2 separate regions of the Homo sapiens genome follow, and region 2 is linked to region 1. A link is an interaction called in ENCODE POLR2A ChIA-PET data of the cell type or tissue named here. Cell type or tissue: B cell. All regions are shown on one strand.

What was found. ChIA-PET counts read pairs that join two places held together with the same protein. Peaks named below come from ENCODE experiments on the same cell type or tissue, not always from the same donor. Only the 100,000 strongest peaks of a DNase experiment are listed, where the experiment ranks them.
Region 2: POLR2A ChIA-PET joins it to region 1 with 5 read pairs; 3 of 35 experiments call an interaction of 5 or more read pairs at or near these places.

The regions. Positions count from the first base shown.
Region 1 is chr1:183,628,603-183,632,602 of GRCh38, forward strand. ARPC5 (actin related protein 2/3 complex subunit 5) reads right to left here. Exons shown (of 4, transcript NM_005717.4): 3 at 1,859-2,035. Among named protein-coding and RNA genes, the nearest start is that of ARPC5, 5.2 kb to the right of the region's middle. In B cell, no CTCF peak of the experiment used is centred here; no DNase peak of the experiment used is centred here; H3K27ac peaks cover 687 bases.
Region 2 is chr1:183,191,336-183,195,335 of GRCh38, forward strand. The region is part of intron 1 of LAMC2 (laminin subunit gamma 2); the gene reads left to right. Among named protein-coding and RNA genes, the nearest start is that of LAMC2, 7.1 kb to the left of the region's middle. In B cell, no CTCF peak of the experiment used is centred here; no DNase peak of the experiment used is centred here.

The DNA of each region.
Region 1 (4,000 bases):
GAAATGAGAGTTGTGCTGCAGGTGCTATTAAAGCACCAGGGAGAGGCTTATACCCAGATTAACAGTATAGAGGAATGTTTCAGCTAAGGCTTCATGGAGGAAATGACACATTAAAAGAATGAGTAGGTGACAGGCTAACACCAGAAAATCATGAGCAAATGTATGGAGGTGTGAAACAATATGGTGCATTCAGGAAAAAGGCTGGCATTGCTATAGCCTGAGGGGAAGAATGACATGGAAGATGAAGCTAGACTTGGGAACTTTGACTTTATCCTGCAGGTGACTGACAAGGGCAATTTTGATTTTAAAGATATCATTTTGATGGCTGGGTGGAGAACAGATTTGAAGGAGGCAAAACTGTTAACTGGGAAACCAGTCAGGAAGCTATGGCAACAGACTGGGAGAGATGCTGTGAACAGCTGCATTAGATACGCTTGAACAGATAGATTTCAGAAATACTTCGAAGATTGGTAAAAACTGGTGACTGACATTTGGAAGAAATGAAGACTTCACACATGCCTCAGTTTCCTCAGTGACAAAAGAGGAATAATAGCAAGCATTTCCCTCCATTTTTATGAGGATTAAATGAGTTAATATTTATAAAGTCCTTTGAAGAATATGTGGAATATAATAAGTAATCAATGTTCACTGCAATCTTGAGGCTATGCTAGAACTACGCTGCTTGGGTTTTAAAGCTAGCTTTTCATCTGTAAATTGAGGATGATAAAGATATTTATATACTTCACAGGGTTGTTGTAAAGGTTAAATAAAACATTAATAGTATGGTACCTGGCAACAGAAAGTGTTCCATGAATAGGGTGCCATATAAATTACTACCCAAATTGGTGCATTTTAGAGTAAAAGGGGGAACTATTGTTTTACTATGTGCTTTTTTCTTATGTTTGTGTTTTCACTCAGATACACTTCAAACACTCAATATTTTTATGACTGGTTCTATTTACATGTTATCCAGTTTTTTACCCAAAGCTCAAAATCACTTATACTCTTTTGACAGATGATGTACCAGCATCTACTTACATTGCAAAATATACACATGAAAATAGAAAAACATGATTTAAGAATTCTTGATCCTCCAAACTCCTAATTCTTTAAAAAAGTTGTAAAATATCTAACACAAAATTTGCCATTTTAACCATCTTTAAGTGTAAAATCCATTGGCATTAATTATATTCACAATGTACTGTAGCCATCACCACTATCTGTTTCCAAAACTTTTTTACCACTCCAAGGAGGAACTCTGTACCTATTAAGCACTAACTCCCTATTCCTTGCTTTCCCTACTTCCTAGTAACCTCTAAGGACTTTCTGTCCCTTTGTGTTTGCCTATCCTAGATTATTTCATATAAGTAAAATTATAAAATATTAGTTCTTTTGTGTTTGGCTCATTTCACTTGGTATGTTTTCAAGGTTTATTAATGTTATAGCATGTGTCAGAATGTCATTCCTTTTAATGGTTGAATCATATTCCATTGTATGTATGTACCACAATTTAGCTGTTCATCTGTTATGATCCTTGTGTTGTTTTCACCTTTTGGTCACTGTGAAAGAATTCTTGATTTGTATTGCTTATTTTCTTTTACAAAGTTTTGATTTAATTCAGAGTTCAAGATTATGTTTAATTACTAATAATCATTGTTGAATAAACACAAGTGTTGGAATCAGAATCTCTTAAGACCAAGGCTAGTAAACATAAATATGAACTATCCTTTTCATGCATTTTATTTGTAATAACAAAAATGTACAACAAATCAAAATGGTTATTTAGGTGAGAGAGGTTGTCATTGTCATTCCCTATTGTAAAAGAACCAGTCATATAGATTTATAATTCATAACTTACCTTTTCATGCCATTGCAGTAACATAGCACTGCTATTGTCAGACGGGCTCTCAAATCCTTTATAAATATACTTCATTAGGAGATCCACACCATTCTTGTCCAGAGATTGAACTGCCTTTTCTATATCATTAGCTTTAAAAGAGATGAGCACCTTCAAGACAATGCTGCCTGCCCGGTCCTGGTGGGTCAATAAATAACAGAACATTTAGACATATCTGTATGAGGAGGGTTTAGAATTTCAGAAAGTCTACACTATGAATGTGACATTTGAGTAAGGACCTGAAGGACGTGAAAGAAGGCTTGGGATAACTGAGGAAAGTGTTTCAGACAGAGGAAAGAACAGTGCTATTAGTGTGTGTTCAGTGTGTTCCAGGAACAGAAAAAAACCCAATGTGGTTGGAGTGGATTGGTGGGAGAAAAGCACGTGAGTAAGTCAGAGGTTATGGGAGGACAGATCGTGTAAGGCCTACAGGCATTGTAAGGAGTTTGGCTTTTACTGAGAGAAATGAGAAGACATTGGAAGGTTTTAAGAGCAGTGCCATAATCTGACTCACATTTTAACAGGATTGCTTTGGCATCTATGTTACAGAAAATAAGCTGTGGGAGTAGGGGATAAGGTAGAAGCAGGGAGAGCAATTAGGAGGCAATTGCAATAATACAGGCTGGATGTGGTAAGCATAGTAGCAGTGGAGGTGGTAAGAAACTAGACAGACTATTAACATAATTGAAGGCAGAGCTGAGAGGATTTGCTAACAGATCAATGTGATAATTTAACAATTTATTAAAACAACATTTAAATTTATGTCTTGATCTTAAAAAAAAAAAATCCCAACAAAACGGCCGGGTGTGGTGGCCCACAGCTGTAATCCCAGCACTTTGGGAGGCCGAGATGGGCAGATCACCTGAGGTCAGGAGTTCGAGACCAGCCTGGCCAAAATGGTAAAACCCTGTCTCTACTAAAAATACAGAAATTATCCAGGCATGGTGGTGTGTGCCTGTGATCCCAGCTACTCGGGAGGCTGAAGCAGGAGGATTGCTTAAACCCGGGAGGCGGAGGGTGCAGTGAGTTGAGATTGCACCACTGCACTCCAACCTGGGTGATAGAGTGAGACTCCGTCTCAAAAAAAAAAAAAAAAAAAAAAAATTCCCAACAAAACAAGGAGGCAGATTTGCAGTTTCACCTTGAATTATCCTTCAGAAGTAATTTTTTCTTAAAAACTTTTTTATTTAAAAATTTTAATAAACCAAGCTGTCTTAAAAGAAAATTGACTGTAATTTATATGAATTGACTGTAGATATGAAATATAGTGATGTTCATTAATAATGATCTTTTTTCTTTGGCAAAAGCCTGCTTCAAAAGCAGTTATTTTCTTACCCATCCGGCCAAGCAAAGGAAACACTTAACTGACCTTTTCAACAATTCGTTTCTCCTTCCATTCAACACAAAGTGATACCTCCAGCATTCCTACTGGTCAGGATTTCACAGAATGTTTCTACCACCTACTGTTATCTTTGGTTTAAAGACTGCAATTACCAGATTTAGAAAAATATCTTTGCATCCACGGTAAAAATGAAATTTCAACGACAATCTTTACAACTTGTAAAAACCAAAGAAATTTTCCCCAATAAAAAATTATGTTACCTAGATAATTATTATGCATTTACCTAAGTTATTACTTACTACTATTCAATTGAGATTCTTGAAGCTCCTAGGATGTATGAATAGCTATGGACAACGGGGTTGATGCTATGGGCATCATTTTAAATAAATACGTAAATAGGTTAAGAATTAGTAAAAGACTGCAGAGAATGTAAGTTGCACAACTGTTCTGAAGGGCAATTTGGCAATACTGCATACCAAAAGCCTTAAAAAAAAGTGCATTCTTTGATCCAGTAATTCACTGCTAGCAATTTACTCAAAGAGAACAATTAAAAATTTACCAAAAAATATTGATTTCAGTGGTTTACAATAGGAAAAAAAAAGTCAGTCTAAATATATAACAAAAGATTAGTTATGTATACACTGCAGCTTATCCATATACAAGTGTTAAAAATGCTATAAACTTATTGCGAAGGAAAGCTCATGTACATTGCATATAGCTGAAAAAGCACGTTATAAAATTTCATTCTTAAAAAAACAAAA
Region 2 (4,000 bases), 440 kb before region 1:
GCCACTGGTTCAGCCTCACTGGCCCAAGAAGCTGAGAAAGATTGTTGATTTGTGATTCGTGTTTATGGGAAAGTCAGGGCATAAAGTTAAGGTGTTGAGAGAATCCTGGGAATATCTTTCCCATTTAACCCACTTAAGTTCTTAATGGTTCAAACTTACTGACTTTTTTTTTTTTTTTTTCTGTCCTAGAGAAATTTCTAAGGGCAAGACTTGAATCATCTATTAGAGATCAGTGTAGAGGGCTGGGTGCGGTGGCTCATGCCTTTAATCCCAGCACTTTGGGAGGCCGAGGCGGGCGGATTACCTGAGGTCCAGAGTTCAAGACCAGCTTGGTCAACATGGTGAAACCCTGTCTCTACTAAAACATACAAAAATTACCTGGGCATGGTGGCATGTGCCTATAATCCCAGCTACTCAGGAGGCTGAGGCAGGGGGACTGCTTGAACCCGGGAGGCAGAGATTGCAGTGACCCAAGATCATGCCACTGCACTCCAGCCTGGGCAACAGAATGAGATTCCATATCAAAAAAAAAAGAGAGATCAATGTAGAAATAGGAGCTCCATAGAATCTGGAATACTCTCATTTAGTCAGAAATTAAACCTAGTAGGTGACTGAATCATTACTGGGCTATGTTTTAATATAATCCCCAGATAGGTGATGTAATGTTTGAATCATGTCCAAAGCCAAAGGCTAAGTCTTTTCTGTCTGTGGGTGACTGTATGTCTGCATATGTAATTCCCCAAAAAGCATCTGCTTCTTTATGTCACAACCATGGAAACAGAAGAGAATGGTTCTTCCTCCAGCACTGATCTATGGAAGAACCTGAGTCTTTCCCTTCTGTTGTATCAGGTGAGGGGTGGAGATCAATTGGCCAAACGTATAGGGATCCTGCACTTATTCAGGGCTTATATTTACAGAATTCTAACCGCGTCTTTTTATTTATTGTGGGGATATGTATCTCCGCATTAGAAAAGAATCAAATTGCAGCCAAATCATTTCCCACAACTAACTTAAAACTTGGACAAATCATCCAAATGCTCAGCTGCACTGATGTGGGGCATTTCATACAAAGTATTTTATGTTTCACCATGTTTTTCTCTTATTACAGTATCGTAGAACTAAAATGAGAGTGGGCCTCAGGGGTTCTCTACAAGAGCCTCTCATTTTATGCATGAGAAAAATGACACCCAGTGAGGTAAATTAACTGCCCAATTTCTTACTGTTGGTCATAGCAGAGCTGGGCTCCAGCATGTTTCATCCTTTTATAGGTAGGAAAATTGAGGCACAGAAGAGTGACTGCTTTGACCAAGGCCAGATTTCAGTTACTAGTTTAATGTTCTTTTTCTGAGATAACTCCTTGGCATATTTCTCATTTTTCTTTTTTTGAGATGGAGTCTTGTTCTGTCACCCAGGCTGGAGTGCAGTGGCACGATCTTGGCTCCCTGCAACCTCCCCGCCTCCCAGCTTCAAGCAATTCTCCTGTGTCAGCTTCCCGGGTAGCTGGGACTTTAGGGGTGCACCACCATGCCTGACTAATTTTTTGTATTTTTAGTAGAGACGGGGTTTCACTGTGTTAGCCACGATGGTCTCAGGTCTCCTGACCTCGTGATCTGCCCGCCTCGGCCTCCCAAAGTGCTGGGATTACAGGCATGAGCCACTGTGCCCAGCCTGAATTTTCATTGAAACTAATCTTCAAGCTTGATGGAACCTTTATCTACTGTTGACATACCACCTGTATTTCTAATGAAGACATCTATCTCGTCTTTTCAGAAGTCTCCATTTGTGTATATGATTCAATATATTGGCCTTTCCTTTAAAAATATCAGAGAACAACAGGTTAAAACTAAGCACAGCTCTAGTTTGTGGGGCATTAACAAGAGAACAGATTTCAAATTACCAAGTTTTCTCTTCCTTTTGTTCCACTCTGTTGTCAGGTTATCATGCAGCTTGGAATTGACCAAGTGGCTCAGTTTAGGATCGTTGATAGTACTGTGATAAGACTTTCTCTTTTAGCAATCATTGTTCTTTAATGACTGTTGACATTTTGCATCTGTATATACGTAATCACGTCCAGAGATTATTTCTGTCTCCCTGCTACAGACCCTTGTAAGTTTTGGAGTCTTTCAGAAAGAGGTCTGTTTCATGGCCAGAATGTTGACCATGTAAGCTTTATACATACTTACTGCTGTTTCAAATCATGGCCCATTTTGCTCTTGGTAAAAGGATACTTTTTGGTAGGGGATTCCTAGTGTTTAAAAATCGTTTTTCATCCCAAATAGCCTGGCCTACTTTGGGAAGGCAGTTGATCCAACAGTAATCTGAAGCTGCTGCTCTTGCCCTATCCAGGCAGTTGTACCATGGTAGGAGGGGATCTTCACATTCTGAGATCTGCAGGGAGCAGGGGAGAGGCCACAGTGGACCTGGCATAGGAAGTAGTAGTGGAGAAACAGCATATTTGTTCAACTGAGATGCAAGATACTCCCTGATGTAGTCTTCATGGTCCAGTCTCTTCTCAAAATGTTTGTTACTTCTCTTTATGGATGTGTAAAGGTAGTTTGGCTCATAAGAGCTCATTTAATTCATTCTTCTGACTTTAGGCAATACAGTGTTTTTGTTTTTGAGATGGAGTCTCCCTCTCTCACCCAGGCTGGAGTGCAGTGGTGCAATCTTGGCTCCTGGGTTCAAGTGCTTCTCCCATCTCAGACTCCTGAGTAGCTGGGATTACAGGCGCATGCCACCAGGCCCAGCTAATTTTTATATTTTTAGTAGAGATGGAGTTTTGCCATGCTGGCCAGCCTGGTCTCGAACTCCTGATGTCACGTGATCTGCCCACCTTGGCCTCCCAAAGTGTTGGAATTACAGATGTGAGCCACCATACCCAGCCAGCAATACAGTTTTAATTCATCTTTTTTCTGAAAAAAAAAAAAAAAAATCTGTAAGTAAGATGCTATAAATGCACGCCATGCATATTTTCCCAACATTGCAAATGCACATGAATTACCATTGTTCTTTTGTGAAGACTAAGAACTATATAATGGTATGTAAGCCCACACACATACCTAAATGCTTGTATTTTTGTGAAGGGATGTAGTGATAGCAAAAAATCTTTGCCTAATCTCCTTGTACAAAAAAAGTATTGTTCACAAAAGCAGTAAGGATTTAAAAAGGAAGATTTATTGTTTTTTTTTAAGGAATCAATGAAACATAAATTTAAATAATTGAAAAATCATGGTTTATACTTCAATTATCTCCAAAAGGCATTTTAGTACAAATTAGAATCTCCTTTTTAACTTCTCTTTATTCAGACACATCATAGAAGGTTTCTTTCCTTTTGGTCCTCTTTGCTTCAGGTATTTACCTCTGGCATCCCTGGAATCTCTGATTCCCTTTATTTCAACTGCTTCTTAGAGGGGCATAGGATACCTTTTTCTAGGCCATGCAAGAAATGTCCAGAGAACACTATGCTCTTTGAATAACAGTTAAATGTCCTTTCTATGCTGGAATGCTTTTCTTTGTAGGTAACTTCACAGAAATGTATAACCCTTTATTTCTGTGGTCAGAAGAGTGTGGAGTTCCATGGAGGTGGTTGCTGTCATATAGAATCTTACCACAATCACTTCCTGAGTCTATGCTGCAGCTGACAGCAGCTGTCTTGCGGTAGAGCCTTTGACAGTGCCAGCTATAACTCTAATGTCCTCAGTTTGCCTTCCCTTTCACCTGTGAGCTTACTCAGACTGAACCCTCAGTTTTACCTTTACCCTCCACTCCTTTGCTAGTCAGACAAAACTTGGTGTCCCCAGTTTCCCTGTTCACTGGGACTTTCTTCCCCCTCCTCATTGTCTGCCTGGGCACTGGTGTCCCAGTGGAGTGTCAGGGGAAGACATCTCCAGGTGTGAACTCCTGATGGAGTCCTCACCAGGCTGAGTCATCTACAGTTCACACGGGTACATTCCCAAGTCTAGGCTGTGATATAATGTACTATGAACTCTCGGTGAAACAG